Regions from separate parts of the Homo sapiens genome. Here region 2 is linked to region 1. The links are chromatin loops, found by intact Hi-C in ENCODE. Cell type or tissue: Calu3. All regions are shown on one strand.

Region 1 (8,000 bases):
AGAAGACCTAAATGGTAAAGAAAAAGATCTCTGGCCTTTGAAATATTTATATGAATACACAGAACCAAGATTTTGTTTCATGTGTAAATAGTGAATTAGCTTTATTCATTTGATAAGGAAGCAACATACACCAAAAGCACTGAAATTGTCTTTTTCTTTTTCTAAACTGCTGCTTTTTTCCAGTCTGTGTGCCCATCACGCACAGTACACTTGGTCAATGCATTCAGTGAGAACGATGATGGTTAAAGGTTGGATTTCATTTCCTTGACAGTCTGCAACCAGAAGATGACTCTCTGCTTTGGATTCTAGTGGTAGTTCGCCCCGTGTCACTTTTGGTAAGGATCCCACAGAATAGTCATGCAATATGATGTGGACAAGGAAGATGCAAACATTACAGGATGTGCCTTTTTATAAGGCATTAAATTACCTTCAATTCTTTTCTTTTCTGGGTGAAAGAGAAAGATGAAACTGAAGGCTCGAGAGCACCATTGAAAAGCAACAGGCCTCGCAGATGGCTGACCCAGATAACTGATAGCATGACATTACAGCCTCGCTCTGTGTGGTGAGCTCTGGCAACCCTGAGCCCCCTGGCTGCCCGCCACTAACTGCCAGGCTAAACTTTGCTTCCTGTGGTCACTCTGAAATTGTCGTTAGCCTAATGGAGGGGCTCCCCACCCTACCTACCCACAGACCAGGCCTCGATATTTCCTTCTGCATCACCTCTTGAGAGACTCACTGCATTGAAGAACTTGGGGCATTCATGAAACTTTTGTCTTGAGTCTAACATGGCTTAGATCAGTTCTCTTCAACCAGCTGTACTCCAGTGCCCTTAGTCACGTGGAAGAGTTAAACTCTTACTTCGTTCATGCCAAATCAACCCTCAGCAAGAAAACCATTTCTTTTTAAAAATGCAGAGAAATGTACATTGTACTCCATAATATGTCTGTGTTTTAATTTCTTAAAGTATTTAACAACCATCACCTGCTGCCATGACTGCAGCATTTTAGAGAAAAAGTGATGTTTAGTGTGATCCTTAAACCAGCAGTATCAACATCATCTGGGAACTTGCTGGAAATGCAGATTCTCAGACATCCACTTACAGAATCAGAAACTCTAAGGGTAGAGCTTAGCTATCAAGCTCCACTGGTTCTTAACAAGCTCTCTAGGTGACTGTGTTGTATAATAAAGTTTGAGAGCCATGTGCTGTGTTAACCTGGGGACTGTGAGTATTTTCTGATGTGGGTACTCTCAGGCATGTCATTCCCAAATTGGAGAAGCAGAAGATAGTTGATGGGAGCAGAGGTTCTTCAGTTTTTTTTTTTTTTTTAAGGAAATGTTTACATATGGGAAATACATATGGTCCCCAACTTACAATGGTTCAACCTACTATTTTTTTTAACTTTACAGTGGTGTAAAAGTGGTACACATCCAGTAGAAACTGTACTTTGAATTTTGATCTTTTCCTAAACTAAGATAAACTCATGACTATCTGTAGCATCCTCATCATCCAGCAATTAATTTTAGTTCAGTGCTTCAACATTCTTCAGGCCTACTGTGCCTTCAGCTGTATACATTAATGATGAATACTCGTACGATGATTCTGTTTTTTACTTTTGGTACAGTATTCAATAAATTACATGAGATATTCAATGATTTATTATAAAAATATGCTTTGTCTTAGATGATTTTGCCCAACTGGAGGCTAATGTACATGTTCCGAGCATGGCTATTGATGTTTGGTAGGTTACATATTGTATTAGTTCATTAGTTCATTGTCATAAAAACCTGAAGCTGGGTAATTTATAAAGACAAAAGGTTTAATTGGCTCACAGTTCTGCAGGCTGTGCAAGAAGTGTGGTGCTGGCATCTGCTTCTGATGATGGCCTCAGGAAGCTTACAGTCATGACAGAAGGTGAAGTAGAAGCCAGACCATCACATGGCAAGAGCAGGAGCAAAAGAGAAAGGGAAGAAGTGTTACACTCTTTTAAACAACTAGAACTTGTGTAAACTGACTGAGTGAGAATTCAGTCATCACCAAGGGATGGCACTAAGCCATTTATGAGAGATTCACCCTGATGACCCAATACCTCCTACCAGGCCCCACCTCCAACACTGGAAGTCACATTTCAATGTGAGATTGGAAGAGGACAAACATCCAAACCATATCAGTGTGTTAAATTCATTTTCAACTTATGATGGGTTTATTGGGACATAACACCATTGTAAGTCAAGAAGCATCTGTACTTACTTGGATGTACCCAAAGTTCATTGAGTTGGCCCTTTCATAAATATTTACTGAGCACTTACTGTGCAGGCACTCTTCTGTGCATTAGAGATACAACTGTGGACAAGGATAGCCAATAATCAAGTGTAATGTCAATAGAAATAAGTGCCACAGAGAACAATATAGCAGTATATAGGATCAAGAATGTCTGAGTTAGGATTGCTCTTTTGGACAGGGTGATCAGAAAAGGGCTTTCTAAAGAGGAAGCTTTTGAGCACACCTGAGTGAAGTAAAGGACCAGGTTATGAGACTGTCTGGTAGAAGATATTTCTAAGCAAACTGTGGATGATACCTTTGTCAGTTTCTCCAACTTAGAATAGAGAAGCCTCGATACTGAGAACATTTCTTATCTTTTCCTTCTGGGCTCTAGGTCACTGGGACTCACTGTCTCGTTCCCAAGTCAACTCTGTGCTGAAGACACGTTCAATAGGAAGAGGTGGTTTAACTCTTCTGGCAAATATTATGCATGGTGGCTGTCCCTGAGAGTATCTGCTAGAGCAAGGGGTCAAGCATTGAGTCCTAGGCCCTGGGTGAGCAAGGGAACCAACTGGAACTCTAGACCTCTCTCTCACATCTCCCAGAGCAAAAACTAGGAAAACAATTTGCAGTGTTTTTACTCCATAGATGACATTGAAGTTCTTCTCATGTCTGGATGTAGTGTATGGATGTGAATATAAATCTCTCACAAACTTTCGTACTTTACTAGTAGCAGCAACACATTACTTGTAACCTTACTTTGTGAGTATTCCAGGCACAGCACTTTGTCAAGACAAAGCCCTAGGTTAAAAAGTACTGTGAGAGAGGTCAAGGTAACAGATTCAATCCCTATCTGTGGCAGTTATCATTCCCCTAGAGACTCATGACCCTTCATAAAGTGGATTTTTTTTTAAGTAAATACCATTAGCATCAGGGAGCATGGGGCATGGAAGTACAAGTCATTCTCACCAAAGGCTTGCCAAATAAAGGCAATATTGACAGAGGGTTAAGACGGAAATTAAACAATTTGTTTGTTGCAAAGTATGGTGGAGGCTGAGATTCAACTAGCAGAAGCAAAAATCATTTCTCTTTCCTTAATTCATAGCCCTTTTTTTTTTAATGAAAATATTCAATGAAAGTAGTATTCAACAGTAGTTTATGATCCTGAAGAGCCACTCAGGGGTTTCCCCCTTCATCCTACTGAAAATGCACAGAGACTTCACAAGAGAGTTTCACTGAGCAGCAGTGGTGATAGTACAACCAGGGCTTTACCTGTCTTTGAAGATGAACAGCAGAACATCCATCATCCATGAGACCCACTGTGCTACCAAAAGCGTAAAGAAAACCATGAGTGCAGTGTTGTGATTCCCAAAGATATTTCTAATGATTTTCAAAACAAGAGCAAGAAAGGAGTCACAATTGTACTCTATTCCCACTTGAGATACAAAGGACATTTTCCCCAGGATATGGGGACTGATTAAGCCAGCAGTATCAACATTATCTGAGAACTTGTTAGAAATGCAAGATCAAGCACTTTCTTCTCATTCTTTTTCATTCATGTGCTTTCCCTCACACTGCTTTACTTTCTCTGCCTTTCATTTCTCTGGTTTATCACTGGCTCCCTCATCCTTCAGCCCTTGGATACAATGTGAAGTTTGAAACCTCCAGCAGTCCTTTCCTTCAAAGAAAGCATGTAACCCCCACACTGGAATGTCTTTGGAGCTGTGTGAATAAATGTGTTGAGAAGGAGTAGATGGTTCCCAGGTAATTTTTGCAGACAGAACGGCAATCCAATTCTGGATCTGCAGTCAAACCATCTGCAGAGATAAACATCAGAAGCAAATTTGTATTTGTGGGGGAAACTGTCCTTCGTCCTCAACCCAACATTGAATCTGAAATATTTACAAGCTTTATTACATGTAGAATTGGTTTTTAATGCTTTGAGGTGTTGTGTAGGTGAAAGGGAATGGAGCTGATAAATGTAGTTACATTCTTGCATCCATTGGTGACACAATTTTCCAAAAAAGTCATTTTGCATGTAGAAAAAAATAATGATGGGGGAAATGAAATAGTGTCATAAAAATGTATAAAATAATCTGGCAGGGCTCAAAATTTGAGAGAGATTTGAGGCCAAGCAAAAGACTCTATCAAAAAGACTTTAAATGCTATCTCCAATTTTCTTAAATTTAGATAATAAGAACATAACATTTTTCAATCTAAAATGATTCCCCTTGTTGATGGGGGTCTGAGAGCCAGGGCTGCAAGACTGTTCATTCTGGTTTATCTTCAGATGAAATCCAGCCATGGGGTTCAGGTGGAGGGCATCGAATTGTTGTGAGAAAGCAGTGGTGTAGAAATCTCTCATTGCACCGGCATCAGACTTTCTCACATACACAGAGATAGAACATTATAATTCTCCGCCCCACCCTGCATTCTTGTGGGATTTAAGAAATTCCTGCTCTCACTTTCTACAAGGGCTGGTGTAGTTCATGCTGGTGCCAAATTGGTCACAAGGGGGCACCGAAGTGCCACAAATTTTGCCCTGGGACCTTTCTACACATGCAAATTTCCAGCAACAGAGGCCACAGAACTGTGGCCCTTCAGGAGCATTCTTCCCAAGCTTGCTTGGCAGAGGCATCACCATGGTGGTTGGAATCATAAAACATCGCCCACAGTTTGTGTCTGCCCAAGTGTCCATCTTGGTGCCAGTTTGAAAGTATTCCACCATGGTGGTTGAAGCACCATATTAAGGTTCTTTCTTTAAAATATTTTTTTTTCTTTAGCTAATTCAGCCCTGCATCATGTTACTTTTAGAGAAATTGTTACAAAAATCCATTTGAGAGGAATCTGTTAATTAAAAAAAAATTGATAGTACACTTTCTAACAATACATTTCAAGTATTGGTGTCCTGAATCTATTCCTAACAGGGAAACTATTATTTTCTTTTTTAACTGTTTGCCAAAGGAGACAGTCATTTGTTTATTTATTTACTGTGCATTGTCTTTCCTCTTTACCTGAAAAGTGAAGAATTGGCAGGGTTCTTGCTGCAACATGAAGAACCATGGGATAATTTCATGGAGCAACAGTGAAGTTATATGTTAGTTTCTCTCACTTAGAGAAGATGGGGAATTTGACTATTGATTTCAAATTTTCTCTGTCTGGGCAGGAGAGCTTGTATTTTATTAAATGCAGTCAATTTGTGGTGAAATATTCTTTTTATTTTTCAAGATAGATTGCTGATTTACTTTAGAAGGGTGGGAAAATAAGTCTGTACCTGCTGAGTGCTGAAGAGAAGTGTTTATTTGCTTTATTGATTTGATCCATTTTTGTGAGATGTTTTCTATGTATTTTTCATTTGGCTACAAAACCTGCCCACAAATGGTCCTGGCTGTTGTACTGCTTCAGCATTCTGGAGAATAGCTCCAAAGAGTAGAGTTTGGAATTTGCAAATAATTCTTTTGTTGGAGAAGCCTTTCGTGGAGAGAAGCTCTGTGCCTCGGATATGGACAGGCTTATAACAGCAACCTCTATACTTTCCAGTGATCTTGATTGGTTAAGTTGTCTTACGGTTCGAGGGTATGAACAAAATAAGTTTTGGCTTCCCAGCTAGGACCCTCAGATCATTGTTAAGTGGGAAGCATGATCAATCACAGGTACTAACATAAATACCAAGAATATTAAGCTTTCAAAAATGGTCCTTCTGGCCTTGAATTCTTTATTTGGTATCAGAGGATGAAAGCTTCCTGTTTAAAAACAAAATGATGATACTGCTTCCGATTGAAAACTTATTCATTTATTTAAAAGCTAGACTTAAAAAAAGCTAGACTTTTAAAAGGCCATTCAATTATGATGAGCAAGAAGAATGTCTGATCTATAGTTTTAAGTGGAAAAGTATAATGTACATACTATGTATATAAAATTTTACTCAAAATTTTACATACAAGATGTAAAATGTGAGTATGTTTATATGTAGCAACTGGGAGGCATTTTGGATTACATAGGCTATTTTGTAGGGATTTAGATTATAGGTGACTTTAAACAAATTTGGTTGTGTTAATTTTAGAACATTATTTATGCTAAAAAAGAGCATTGGATACTTTTGTAAAATGATGACTCCTTTATGTGATTGGGACTAATTATCTTGACATTTTCTGGCTGAGTTAAAAAATTTTTTGAATGTTGGGTTTCTTTCAAGTCATATCTGATTCCATTAGAGTTGACCATTTCTACTTTCTTTACAGAGGAAATCAGACCAAGATTTTTAGATCTAGACTGGAAAGATAAACATAAATTTTATTGCAATTTAAATTACATATAGTATCCATCCAATTTTGACAGAATAGGCTCAGGATTCATTGATATTTTTTATTTCTTCGATAATGAGGTAGAGAAAATAAACTTGACAAATTCTAAACTATACTCAACTGTTCTAGAAATAATATATAATAAGCTTCCATTAATGGAATGACCTGTTGCAATGAAGTATATTTTTAAAAATCCTTATGTATATATTTCAAGATTAGAAAGCTCACACACACACAATTTTTTTTAATATATAAAGGAGAAAACAGGTTTGTCATACAATTAGTTCATATACATATGAGGTCAGTTAACTCTGTTCAGCTTTTAGTCATGCATAGAAGGATAGCTAAAGATAGCAGATTCAACCCACTTCATTTCCTATGTGCGCCTAAAGGCACTGATGCTGAGTTTTGGCAGAGAAAATAAATTCAAATATAAGAGGATGTAGGCATGTTGATTTCCAGACCAGAGAAAGAAGTTAAAGAAGTAACTTTGTTTTGGATAGAGGTGGGTGGGAAGGACGCTCTCTTTGAAGTAATGTTCGGAGCTTAGATGATGTTCTAGGAGCCTTTCCAAATTTAATTATTTTTGTGCTCAGTATTTCAAATTTCAAATAATTACAGTTATCTAAATTTCAATACAGGCATATGGGTTCCCCATTTCCTGTGACTTATAACTGTACTTGTTTGGGGGAAGGAAGTTTCAAAGGTGAGATTCATTTTCATGGTGGCTGTGGTTGTTTCCATTGTGCACTTTTCCAGGCAGTTGTTGTGAAAGCAGCCCAGGAAACTTTGCTTATCACTGGCTAAAAGGCGATACTTAAAGGTGAGCTTTTGGGTGGTGGAGCAGGAAGTGGTGAAAGAAATACATAAGAAAGTAATCTTGGAACAAAAGCCTTGCCAATTTGTTCATTCTTGCATTTTTAAAAAAAAAAGAATAATAAAGATTCGATAATCCTGGATTCTCAGAGCAATGCTTCCATCACTGTGCTTCATCCTGAAGAGCAATTTGTTCATCTACATTAGGTTTCTTATTTATATTCACATATGGATAGGTATTTCTTTACATTCGGCTGCCTCTTATTATATACTGAAAAGACAATATGCTTTTCCAGTCTTGTAGCATTGTTGCTGGTTTGGGACATCCCCACGTATTAAAAACATGCAACTGGCATAGGATGTTTACCCCATTAATTAAATTTTTCCTAATGCAGTTTATTGTGGGTGCTATTTTCAGGTCATGCTTCTATTTGTAGTCTCTCTCTCTCTCTCTCAAGTAGATTTTTAAAAAAACAGGTCTAGAAATCTTTGTGAAACTTAAAAAAAATTATATGGAGTTATAAGCATTTCTTTCAAATTAACGCTTATTTAGATACCTAAAATGTTATCACCTGGAGTTTTTTTTAATGTAGATAACTCAACTTGACTTCTATTTTTTT
Region 2 (8,000 bases), 1.8 Mb after region 1:
GGCGTGAGCCACTGCGTCCAGCCAATTTTTTGTTTTGGTTCCCTAACACATAGTAGGCACTTAATACATTTCCTGAATCAAGGAATGAATTCCACAAATATATTTTCAGTTGCTGCTGCCAGTGAAAAAGACATGGGTATTTGCGTTGCTCACTAATAAGTACTCAATAATTGAAAATTATATTATTTTATTTCATTTTTTAAATAGTTAAGAAACATGGGCCATTTGCACTGCTATTTAACCTACATATTATAAACTCCACACCCACTTCCATCAGGGGGAAACAATTACATGTCTCTCTGTGTATATTCCATATAATATCTGTGTATATATGTGTGTATAATATCTTTGTATATATGTCATAAAAGCCACCACATCACCCAAGTCCTAAGTTGTTAGAGCTTATAGGGCACAGTCTCTGTCATTTTCATCTTTCTCTCCCTCAGCACAGAGTAGAACCTTAGGAAAATGTCTGGTACATGAACAAAGACTTACAAAGTAAACCACTTAGATTCCCAGGAACTTCAAAATCCTATCTACCATAGACAAAATGTCCTTTTTATTGTTCTCAATTCTCAGATTTTGAAATGCAGCAAAATATTCAAACAGCCAAATTTCAAGAGCATCATAACAGAGTAACTCTGAGAGACTAATTCTGGAGGCTGATTCTCCAGACACTACGTTCTTTAAATATCAAGACCTGTCTAGCTGGTTTTCATTTGCAACAGGCAAAGCTCACAGAGCTTTATATGGGCAACCCCCTTCCCATACACCCCCAAACAGTGATTTTTTCTGGCCTGGCTCAGGGAGCAAGGGAAATATCAGTATATGCTCTTGACATATGATGAGTAAAGAAGTATGACCTTCTCTTCTCAAAATATTGAATCTTGAACTCAGAGCTTAATTAGTGGATTTTTAAAATAAACTAAGCTTCTGACTACAAATATATTAGGGGAAAGCATATACATTATTTGAATATTAAGCACATAAGGGGGTTTTGCTAAAGATTATAGATCTTTTGCTTGTATTGATTTAAAGGTTCTAGAAAATTTTAAATATGCTCATTTTAAAACATGTTTTATAAGAAATCAACTCTCCTTCATGGGAACATGCAGCTTTCCATTTTTTTTCTTTTATTTTAGCATAAATAAATCAAACAGAGGCAGCCTCCAACCAAAAAGGAACTCCTTTCTTTTAAAAAAAAATTATATGATTTTAGCTTTAGTAATGTCTTCAGAATTCCAAGATGGATCGTTTCTTTCCACTGATGTTCACATTTAAGGGGCTGGATCTCTTTAACTTAATGTGACCAAGAAAGAAATTTAAATACTGAGTCCATACTTGTGTTTTCAGCTATTTTACCCTCAGTAAGATTGACATGATATCTGATTTGTAGTAACAACCAAAATTAATACATTTATGACAATGCTAAAAAGTTGCGCTTCAATACTTACAATTTTTAAACATTTTAGAAGGAAGAAGATTGTCACTATGGATGCTAAAAGGGACAAAAAAGCCCCTGATTTCAGTTGGTATCTTTTATTAATTTTTTTAGGAATGAGAGATTAACCAACAACCAGGAAACAAATATTAATCCTGAGGTACATTTTTTTCAACACAATACCAAATGCCTAAACATTGTATGTAAACTTGCACTGAAATAATAAGATGATGGCAGTAATTATTTCAGTGAAAATTTCCCCGGCCAGAGTAACAAGCAGAGAGATCACCTAATGTTACACTGAGAGGTAGAATACAAGAACGCGTAGTGCTGTGGTGACTAATGGGTGATAAGAGAATCCTTCTGCTTGCTGTTTGGGCATTTATGTCTCCAGTATTATTGATAGCACATATTATTTTTACTACATGGTGTCTTTATTATGTAAAACCTAATTTCAGGAAAAATTATTTTTATCCTCTTGATTTTGATAGGCATTTGCATAGAAAGGGTAAGATGCAGAGAAGGCCGTGTCTTGTGGAATTCCACTATCATGAAGGATGTGCTGATGATTGCTAATACCAGTTCTATAAGCACTGTGTACACCGGCCATTTAAAAGAAAAGGAAATTAAGTACAATAGACTTGTGATAAAATAAGAAAGAGGTTCTGGTGAAGATACAGGGAGGAAGCAGGATGACTCAGAATTAGAGCTTCAGTCTCATCCTCCCTGAATGTTCCTGTGTCCAAGTATCACCAACTAAAGAGTATATGAAATCTCTCACTAAACTGAAACCCCTGGTGAAACAGCACATTAACTGCACCTTGGTCTTGAGGTGGAGATAAGATTAGATTTTTCTGGGTGTAATTTCAATTATGATGCTGACTTTTGGTGGAGTGGTTTTCAAGAGAGCAAGCAGAGTAACAAAAATCTGGCATCCAGAACCAAACAGGCCTGAGTGTCTGGACCATGGACAGCTTCCACAAAGAGGATCGGTCAAGAAGGGCTGAAAGAAAAGGTATATCAAAGGTATCCTTGGAACTCAGAGCCAATAAAAATGAAACTATTCTCTTCTGAGACCTAATTAACTTTTATATCCAAAGGTACACTACACATTTGTTCTTTGCTTATGATGAGAACTAAAACAATATATGTGCCATGGAACTAGGGTTTTAAATGATCTATTGGGTGGCTTTTCCTCGCCTGTAAGGAATTTTCTGTTCTTTAGAGGTAGTCAGGCAATGAATAAGTAAGTCTATGCTGATTTTTTTTTCTCAAAACATTAAGTATTTTCCTATATCTATTTTCAAGGAATCAGGGACTTAGTCCTATAACTTCCAAAATATTCCTTTCGTATCCTAAAACAAAACAAAAACAAAAATATTCAGGAAACAAATTTCATGCTTCCTTGCAAGGATTAGTCTCCTATTAGTCACTGCTCCTATATGATCCTTTTTCATGTTTTAAAGGAGGATATATATTTTTCTGTTACCTTTCCTGACTGTAAAGCAATCACAGGAACCTGCAGGAGGCACTATAAATATGCAAATTTCTGAGAGATAACTGTTTTCAGTGGTTATGCCTCCAAGTAGTAAGGGAAACAGGAAAGCCGGAGCTTCCTCCTACTTTCAAGTAATTCGTATGTTGGTGGTGCCCCCTGCTGCAATCACAGGTTGTCCAAGAAAGGGAGAATAAAATTCAGAAGCATTTAGATCTGGTTAATATGTGAAATAAATGCCCACTTCCCCTGCTCCAGGAACAGCCATACCTGAGTTCAGAGTTCCTCCCGTCAGCCACAGTTCCACTTTAAACATTCCTCAACCTAAAATCTGGAAATTTGCTTTTATCTCAAACCCTTTAAAGATGCATGTTACATAGAGATAGGTTTAAAAAAAAAAAAACTCACCAAGATCCCAAACACCATTTTCAAAGAATGAAATGTTTTAAGAATTTCCTAGAGGTTACCTAATGATAATAAATTCTGAATTAGAAGAATTTCCTGCCACTTACTAGGACATTAGAACAGAAAGGGAAAAGTTAGTGTTAACAGCATGTACAGCTATTACACAGCTTTAAATGGCTTTATCTATTAAAGGAAAATTTTGTGAGTCATTAGCTTATAGTGTAGACTGGACATTTTGATATTCAAAATAAAATGAAATAAAATAAATAAATGAAACAACCAAGTTAGGCACATTGAAATCTGATGGCCATAGCTCTATAGTCACTCTATTACAGATTTTCATATTAAGATGGGCAGGGCGGGGGGTAGCTGACAGAACAGAATAATATGATATAATTCAGACCTGTGATGGTCTATTGAATACATAATATGCATTTTTAAATTGCCTGAATATATATTCACATGACAGAATCTAATGGGTTGAGGAGGAGTCCTTGCTCTGATCAAATCACAAAAACTGTTAAAACTTGTCTATCACATCAAATCACATACACTTTTATTGAAATTGGGTGGGGTTTTTTTGTCTTCTTATTTAAATTCTAAAGTTGAAATAGATAAAAGGAAATTAAACCTACCAAAAGAAACTCAGGTGTACATTAAAAACTCTAGATTCTGAGCCACCAAGGCAAGCCTTGATGAAAGACACTCAACTTTTTCTGTTAGACTCACCTCAATCTTCCCCAAGGCCCCACACTCCCTAATTTTGCTATTTTTTAACATCAGTTTTAGGAATATAAGCTCTCTCCTAATGTAAACATCTCACCGTGGCTACATACTGAAGTTTGAATTTCAACTTAGCTCTGTACTTCTTTTCCATATTCAGATCTTTACAGCTACAGCAAAGTGGAGGACTGAGGAAATTACCTATGTAATTTCAGCAATGAGCCTGCCTTTATCTGCACCATCCAGGAATCTTGTATCCTGTGTGTTGAGCTCTGACCTGAGGGCCCACAAGGAGAGAAAGGGAGAGAAACTGGTGGATGCTATTTACCAGGCAGAACTAATTAGAAATAGATCCCGATATTAATGGTACCAACCCTTTCCTCACCCAAAACTTAAACAAGCACCCATCACTCTATATGATCAGGAGAATTTTTAAACCCCTACTCCAGGTTTTACTGCCACAGAAGGTGAACTGTTAGAAAAAGAAAACCAGCATGCACAAAACAGCAGTTGGGAATGGAAGCTCCTCTTTCCCAGAACCCCTGCCATATACGCTCTGTCGCTCACCTTCTAGACACTCCGTACAACCATTCAATCTATTGAATCAAGAGACTGTTTGATCTTATCTGCATCTGTGAGCTGACTGTCAACCTGCTTAGGCTGCATATTAAATCATCTATAGTAGCTGTATCAAGCTGGGATGATCTGTTAATTCTAAATTTATTAACCCTTGGAGTGCAGTCATCATGTTTAATCTAGTGTAGCCCGCATTTATTTTACAAGACTAAATCCTTCTTTAAGATATGGCTGTGCTGTAGGTTAAAAACAGCTAATGTGGGTTTCATTATGATAATTGGGGGGAGAGAGACTGTCTGAAAAATGCTAGTGTGGCTACCCTAACAGGCTATGGATGTCTGATCCCAGGCACTCTCCTAGGCTGAGGTTTGCCTGTGAAGTGAAATTTTCTCCAGAAACAGTTCAGTCTCTGAAAACAATGCAAAAGGAAAAAGAGGAGGGGGAAGAAGAAAGGGAAGGAGTCCTCTAACAGATTTCCAATGGTCCAAAGCCAGAAAGACTGATTTCCAGCCAGTGTCAACCCCTAATGTAATGCCTAAGGAATAAATTTCCAAAGGCACACACCTGGGAAAAAAAAAAAAAAAAAAAAAAAAAAACCTCAACAAATTCCTCCAGTAAGTCAAACTTCTGAATCAATAAGGATCAGCTATTGCTGGAATGAATGATTTTTCACCTCCCCTCCCCCAAAGAAGAACTCTAAGCAATTAGAATTATAGGTAGTCCTGCTAAAGGGGAGGGGGGGAATATTCGTTTAATATGTTAGTCTGTCTTCAGATAAAAAAAAGATATCCATCTCTTCTACTTGCCCATTACTGATGTTATCAACATATTCATAGCTTTTCTTTCAGACACAAACTGCTAGGCATGCTCCCTTTTTTGGTAACCACGTGCCTGATATCTCTCTAATGTAGCCTAATAACAATTTTAGCATTCAGATGAAGCGATTTCATTCTGTGACTGCCTTTTCTATTAGATTTGATTTTGAGAAGCCCCAGTGGGTGCCTTCGAGGCAGAGATCTATCTGTGAGGCTGCTACCGACTCAATAGCAGCCTGGGCTAACCTTGACCTTTCCTGAGACCCCGCTCCATCTGGTGCCAGCCTGCTTTCCACCACCCCCCCTCCTTTTTTGCTTCATAGTCAACATTGATCAAGGCAGAACGGAGCGCCTCGTCTCCTGGAAGGGCTGGGCAGACTCAGGAGAACAGCACATTTCAGTATATGGAAATGATCAAGCCTCTTATGCAATCATAAATCTACATAGGAGTCTTGTGATTTGATATTTCATTCACCTCCAAAGATTTTTTTTCTCCCTCCCAACAGGGATTTATAAGCTCTGTAAGAGCTCCCGGACAACGGCTTTCCCCAACACCTGGAAATTATCAAGCTTCCTGCTTGCTGAATGATGCTAACAGCTCTAATGCTGCAAATTCATTTTTAACAACTCACTGGCTTTTATCTAGGATTTGTGTGTGTGTGTGTGTGTGTGTGTGTGTGTGTGCACATGTGCCTTTCTTTAATAAAAATCTACCAAAGCAACGGATAGTATCAAAGATACCAAAATCAAATCTGACTTGAATATCCTACATCTCCACACCCATCCTCATTATGCATTTCTAGATAGATGGGTTTTTCCATCTCTGAATTCTGACCCCTTTTTTAACCATCAAGAGGGGAGAGATAAAGAGGGAGAGAGGAGAGTCAGAGAAAAGAGACACAGAGGAGAGAGAAACAGATGGAAACATGCCAAACAGAGAGAGGTAACGATGTAACACTTGAATGGAGCTTGAAATCAGCTTCTCTCCTCCCTAGGCCACATTCCTCCTTTCCCAAAGACCCACACGAACGTCTCCTTCTCCAGATCACCCACTAGAGTACACAGATGCCTCCTCTGCCCCACACTCTCTTTCTTTCCTCCTCTTCTCTCTGTATCAGGGGCTGGGTGGTAAAGAGGCTGACTGAGGGGGAGTCACGTGGGCAGCCCGTGGGCAGCGGCGGCAGCAGCTCAAAAGAAATTGACTGACTGGCCGCTTGGGCGCATTTCAATATATGGAAATGACCAGAGGCTTCTGCAATAAATCAGCACTCAACACTTTGTCATTTTTCTAGTTCTGCTTCATTTTCCTATTTTCCTCTTCTCCTCACAGAAGCCTCATTTCTTGCATTTTGCCTTGCCGCGTCTCTTCCCACTTCCAACCTACACCCTCTCCAAATCTTGCCCCATCCTCTCCATCGCTCCCAACCACCGCGCGCCCCCACCCCCGACACACACACACACACACACACACACACACACACACACGCACGCACACACACACTTTCTGTTCTCTGGCTCCCCTGTAATTGGAAACATCCGGTCTACGACGATTTTTTCCTTTTCTTTCCCTTTCAAAAAATTTTCCGACAAAATCAGGCAGTATTTGCTGCCCTGCCTCGGATTATCTGAGACAAGAGGCGCCCAGGATGAGCTCATGTAATCCCCAGGATGGGAACCTCAAGCCCCTTATGATAAAGAAAAAAGAAAAAGACCAGGATACTCATTCCTTACCCCAGCCCCCACTCCACCCTCGAGGAGTTCCCTTAGCAAACTTAAAAGACTATCAGAAGCAACTTGTGCCATGCAGTGCCATGGAGAGCGCTGGATGGCTAGCCAGAAGAAAAGGGAAGGTTGTAGTGGAAATCTACGTGGGTTTGCAGGTTCCTGCTTTTCTTGTGTAGAGCCTCCGGTGCCCTCCACCTAACCCTGCCCCAATGCCTCGGGTCTTTTTTGAACTAATGCTGTGCGTCTCCGCAATCTGCAATTACTTTGGATATTTCTCAGGAGCTAAACGCAGCCTGAATTTCGTGGCGCGTGCAAAAAAAAAAAAAAAGGCGAAATTAACAAAACCCCACCACCGCGCTGTTGTTTTTTTCTGGAGTTTTTTTTTTTTTTTTTTTTTAGTTCGGTTCAGAAGCAAACGCTACCTAGTTTCTTCCACTCCCTCCCAGATCCTACTTGAGATCTCTAATCTTTCAACTTGGGTCTCTGTTTTGCCTACTGGGCAGCCTCTCTTTTTTTTTCTTTCTCTTGGATCTAGGAACAATAGGCATGTAAAGGGTCAGTGGGCATCACCCTATAAAGCTCAGAACCTAATTAATTTTATTAAAGGAAGATCTGTTTATGCAATATGACAGCCTGGGGGAATTAACCATTTGAGGACGCAGACGCTGTTGAGTCACCAGAGATTCCATCCTCACATCATAAGCTTATACTTCCTGCCCCATTTGATCCTGGGCGGCACCGTGATCCGGGTCTGGTTTTTGTTTGACCTTGTGAAGAGCTTGTCTGAATCCCGGGGTTCTGCACAATTGGAGGGACACCC

Evidence for each region. Peaks named below come from ENCODE experiments on the same cell type or tissue, not always from the same donor. Only the 100,000 strongest peaks of a DNase experiment are listed, where the experiment ranks them.
Region 2: it touches region 1 in a loop (6-fold over the local background); 23 of 110 quality-filtered maps call a loop at or near these places.

Annotation. Positions count from the first base shown.
Region 1 is chr2:58,757,614-58,765,613 of GRCh38, forward strand. All of the region lies in intron 2 of LINC01122 (long intergenic non-protein coding RNA 1122), which reads left to right. Among named protein-coding and RNA genes, the nearest start is that of LINC01122, 240 kb to the left of the region's middle. In Calu3, a CTCF peak has its summit at 4,804 (motif pointing right); a DNase peak (open chromatin) is centred at 4,768.
Region 2 is chr2:60,562,597-60,570,596 of GRCh38, forward strand. No RefSeq gene overlaps it. Among named protein-coding and RNA genes, the nearest start is that of BCL11A, 13 kb to the left of the region's middle. In Calu3, no CTCF peak of the experiment used is centred here; a DNase peak (open chromatin) is centred at 3,105.